Regions from separate parts of the Homo sapiens genome. Here region 2 is linked to region 1. Evidence: read pairs that join two places in POLR2A ChIA-PET (ENCODE). Cell type or tissue: HepG2. All regions are shown on one strand.

Region 1 (2,500 bases):
TGGGTGTGGTGGCTCACGCCTGTAATCCCAGCACTTTGGAAGGCCGAGGGGGGGGGGGGGTGGATCACAAGGTCAGGAGTTCGAGACCATCCTGGCCAACATGGTGAAACCCTGTCTCTACCAAAAATACAAAAAAAAAAAAAAAAAAATAGCCGGGTGTGGTGGCTCCCGCCTGTAATCCCAGCTACTTGGGAGGCTGAGGCAGGAGAATCGCTTGAACCCGGGAAGCGGAGGTTGCAGTGAGCCGAGATCACATCACTGCACTCCAGCCTGGGCAACAGAGCAAGACTCCGTCTCGGGAAAAAGAAAAAAGAAGAAAAGGTTAGGAGAGTAACGGAGAAATAAGAGTCCTCAACAAAATACAAAGGGTTGGCACACACATTGCAGGAGCCCCAGGCCTGCTCTAGGGGGAGGCAGATCAAGAATCTTAAGGCACTGTGGTTCTGTGGAGACCAAGACGTGGCAAGAGAAGACCTGGAGCTGTCAAGCTTTGGCTTTCTGGGCCTGACTCTGTGGAGTTCAGTCCTCTTCCAGCCCCTCCTTGGGTAGGGGAACTTTAGTATCTAGTGCTTCTGTTACAAGGTCCTGGGGCCCGGAGGTAGTAGTTGAGAAGCAGAAGAAGTGGGGCAGGGTGAGGAGAATGCCACTCCCTGAAAGAAGGAAGGCCCCAGCCACCACAAAAGAAGCCGTGTAGTTGCCTGTCACATCCCGGAGGTAGCCTAGGTCCAAGAGAGAAAAAGAATACACATGAGTGATCTATTTGCTGGGGCTGAGGGCTCAGATACATTTTTGGGTGGAGGGAAGACTTATCATCTCAGAGGAGTTGGAACTCCCATGGAATAGTTGGATAAACTTAAGAACTCTGGTTTCCCAAAAGGGCCTCAAAAGTTAATTTCAACCACCTCCCCGCCTTCAGAAAGGACCTCCAAACCAGCCTGCAGGGATTTGGAGATCCAGATTGAGTCAGGCATACTTGTGCCTTTCTTTCTGGCAACTGTGGCCTTTCTTTTTTTTTTTTTTTTGAGACGGAGTCTCGCTCTGTCGCCCAGGCTGAAGTGCAGTGGCGCGATCTCAGCTCACTGCAAGCTCCGCCTCCCGGGTTCATGCCATTCTCCTGCCTCAGCCTCCTGAGTAGCTGGGACTACAGGCGCCCACCAACTGTGGCCTTTCTAAAGCTTCAGTTAATGGGTAAGAGGAGATAAAGGTCTGAAAGTTCTGGCACCCTGAGCCAGCAGAACTTTGACCAGGTGCCTCAGATACCTGGTTTGGGGCCCAGTAGGCCAAAGGAAAGGGTGCACACTGGAATGCTACGTCTGTGTCTGGCCAGGTTCTGCCAGGTCCTCTGCAAACCCAAGCCGTAGGCACCCTGCCAAGGGTTCCACTTAGCTTCTTTTTGTCTTTCCACTCAGACTTTCCCAGCCCCAAGTTCTTTGCCCCATGGACCCATTTCAGGGATGCTATGGTTGGCCACGCAGGCTGTGTACTGTACTACACCAGAGGGCAATATTCACATACACTGTAATGAGAATAGTACCCTCCCCTAGTTGTGCAACATGGCAGCCCTCACCCCCTGGGAACCCCATTCCACTTACCTGAGAGAGGAGGCCCCAGCAGCCCCCCGATGCTCTCTATCATCTGCAACAGTCCCAGGCCACAGTAAATCCTTCTAGTCCCTATTAGTTCAGGCAGCACGGAGAAGGCCAGTGGGGCCAGAGCCCCTGATGTGAAGCCGTAGGCCACAGCCAGAGCCACCAGGGCTGTGGGAGCCTGAGCTACAGGGAACAGGGCTAGTGACACCCCAGTCAAGGTGGTCCAGAGCATCAGGAGTCGTGTCACAGGCCCTGGGACTGCATCTCCCAGCCATCCGGAGACCACACGCCCCACGAGGTCAGAAATAGCAACAACTGAGAGTAGGAAGGCAGCAGGTAGTGGGTCCCAATCCAGGTCCTGGAGATGGGCCACCAGGTGGAGGTAGGGAATGAAGTAGCCAGTGTTGATCAGGGTGAGGGCAACAGTGTAACGGAGGAAGGGGCCATGATGGAGGAGAGAGGTGAGTTGGGCCCTGGGACCACCCACAGCAGGGTCCTCAGCCAGGGAGGGTGGGCGGAGGAGAGCACCACAGGCCACTAGGTGGAGGGAGAGGGCAGACACCAGCAGCAGGGACCCCCTCCAGGCGTAGTGGCTGAGCAGCCACTGGAAAAAGGGGGCAAATGTGAAGGAGGAGAGGCCCACGCCTGTCAGTGCCAGCCCGGTGGCCAGGGATCGTCGGCGAGAGAAATAACAGGACAGGCAGGCCAGGGTCGGAGCGAAGGTCAAAGCCCAGCCAGAGCCTGTCAAAAAGGAAGAAGTGGTGTTGAGAACTCTTAGGGAGCTCAAGGCACACAGTAATCCCCGCATTGCCCAGCAGCAGAATGTAGCACTTGCTTCGGAGTCCCACAGACCTGGGATACAATCTTGGCTTGGATACTTCATAGCTGTGTAACCTTGTGTGTTTTACTTA
Region 2 (2,500 bases), 240 kb after region 1:
TAACCCAGAGAGTCCATGTCTTGTCATCTTTGCCCTCCACCACCACTCTAGCATGCTCTGGGGGTGCCAGGCTTGGGAGTGACAAGGTCAGAGCCACCCTCCCAGGGGAGCAGGATCATATTTGGGTAACAGTAATGAGTAATGGCATTAGAACCCACATTTGGTTCCCGTTCAGTCTGGGCTCCATTTAAACGTAGTTTCTCATTCATTCATGCCCAGCCCTGATTCTTTCATGAGTCAATTTTTCTGTGGCTTATGTAGGTATGACACAACCTCAGGCCATCCCAGATAATTGACTGATGGGCAACAATAGTGATGACCTGTCACACTTGGCTGTGATCCACAGTTCATAAAGTGACTTCTTGTATATTTTCTCATCAAATCTTTACAAAAACCTGAAGAGGCTGGTATGATTACTAGCTCCATTTTATAGATGGGATGCTGGCCTTTATGTCAGACACACCAAGGTTCAAATCCTGGCTCACTCTTCCTCTTACTGTGTGACCTAGGGTAAGTTGCTTAGCCTCTCTGTGCCTCTGTTCTGTTATCTCAGAGTCATGAGGCCTACACTGTCCTTGTGATCCACATAGCCCTTTTCTGGTGTAGCACTTTGCCATCCCAGGCTCCGGGATAGAGGAGGCTAGTGAGATTTTTGTGGTTTCCAATAAATATTCTTACAGCCTACTGTTGACAAGTGCAGATACCCAAAGCTACAAAACTAACAAGAAATTAATAGGAACACTGATGCTGGATTCTGAGCTCCCTATCATAAGGAATAAAGTACCTGATCACGAGTCAAGCTGGTATCTCTCTCCCCCGGGCAAAAGAGAGACCTATCCTTGCAGCTGCTTAGACCTGCTGGCTAATCCATTGGTCTCTTGCGCAAACAGTCCTCTACTGGCGGGGGAGAGGAAGGAAAGGGGGAGTGGATGAAAAACACGAGGAATGGAGGGCTCCACCTCAGACACTAGTGTTGCAAAGGACACACACCAGGGCAGGGCTGGTGGCCATACAGTCAACAGTCTCTTGTAGTTAATTTATTTTTACAGGGCATATGTAGTATTGAGGCAAACCAAGTCTGACTTACAGAAAATAGCCCAAGGAAGGAAAATAGGGAGCTGGAAAGAAGAAAGTCTTTCAACTCTGCTTAATTAAGTGAAGAACTGGCTCCCACGATCTCACTTTAAGTCCATTGACTACAATTCTAGCTTCCAAAGGTCACTCTGCTACTGGGATCTAGTTTCTGTGACCACCTGATAAGGATGAGCTAACCTTTAACTGAGACCAGATCTGAAGTAAATTAAGTAAACATTCTTTGTTAATCACTGGCACTTGTGTTTTTCACAATGAGCTAACAGTGTTTAAGATCTGGCTTAAAGGCAACAATCTCCACTCTTGCAAAAGAGGCTCCACATTTTCCAGGCTTTGATGAGAACTTCGACATAAACGTCAAACACAGTTCCTGCATCCGAACCGATTCTGAGGCCTTGTAAAACCTGCCAAAATAATAGTTCCAGATACATCCATAAATCAATGAAAACCATATTTAACAGAAAGAGAATAACCTTATTTAGGAGAATCATCATATACAGTCTACCTAACGCCACTGCTAAAATATTGGAAATGAACTTGGTCCATAAGAAAGGTACTTGGAGGCCTGGTGTGGTGGCTCATGCCTGTAATCCCAGCACTTTGGGAGCCCACGATGGGTGGATCACCAAGGTCAGGAATTCGAGACCAGCCTGGCCAACATGGTGAAACACCATCTCTACTAAAAAAAAAAATACAAAAATTATCCGGGTGTGGTGGTGGGTGCCTGTAATCCCAGCTACTTGGGAGGCTGAGACAGGAGAATCGCTTGAACCCAGGAGGCAGAGGTTTCAGTGAGCTGAGATCATACCACTGCATTCCAGCCTGGGCAACAAAGAGCAAACCTCCATCTCAAAAAAAAAAAAAAAAAAAAAAAAAAGAAAGAAAGAAAGAAAGAAAGGCACTCGGTCACAATCAATTGTTCTATTTGCTGCTACCTGAAGAAGACTAATATGTTTAATTCAGAAGACAATTTTCCAAGTCTTTTTTCCTCTACGTAAAATTTTTCTCAGCTAATTCTCCAAAGTTAGTGGTGCGATTTTTTTATCCCTCCCAGTTGTTAATTTTATAATTGGAGAACCCCTTATATCACTGGTCCTTCTTGTGTGAAGATCTGGCACACGGAGTCAGCTGGGCTTTAAACTTGGGGGCTTCCACACCCTGGGAAAATGCCAACATCAGTCACTGTCTCAAACACCACCAGAAAATACTCCTGAGAGATCATCAGTTGAAAAAATGAATCTTAGAAAAAGTTTTAAATCCCACATGCAATTTCTCAGGCAAGTAAACAGTTCATTCTTGCGTGGTGGCATTAACGGTGTCAATGTTAAATGAAAGCCAGTTAGAAACCGTAGGGTGTTATGGAACAATTAGGTACCTTAATCCACTGAAACAAATGAGGAAAGTATAA

What was found. Peaks named below come from ENCODE experiments on the same cell type or tissue, not always from the same donor. Only the 100,000 strongest peaks of a DNase experiment are listed, where the experiment ranks them.
Region 2: POLR2A ChIA-PET joins it to region 1 with 6 read pairs; 2 of 35 experiments call an interaction of 5 or more read pairs at or near these places.

Annotation. Positions count from the first base shown.
Region 1 is chr17:7,037,982-7,040,481 of GRCh38, reverse strand. SLC16A13 (solute carrier family 16 member 13) reads right to left here. Exons shown (of 4, transcript NM_201566.3): 3 at 1,593-2,330; 4 at 365-719. The coding sequence ends at 520. Among named protein-coding and RNA genes, the nearest start is that of SLC16A13, 3.2 kb to the right of the region's middle. In HepG2, a CTCF peak has its summit at 2,123 (motif pointing right); a DNase peak (open chromatin) is centred at 1,210; H3K4me3 peaks cover 1,862 bases.
Region 2 is chr17:6,794,992-6,797,491 of GRCh38, reverse strand. No RefSeq gene overlaps it. Among named protein-coding and RNA genes, the nearest start is that of FBXO39, 20 kb to the right of the region's middle. RefSeq lists a cis regulatory region at 1,244-1,261 and an enhancer at 1,180-1,324. In HepG2, no CTCF peak of the experiment used is centred here; DNase peaks (open chromatin) are centred at 881 and 1,351; H3K4me3 peaks cover 650 bases.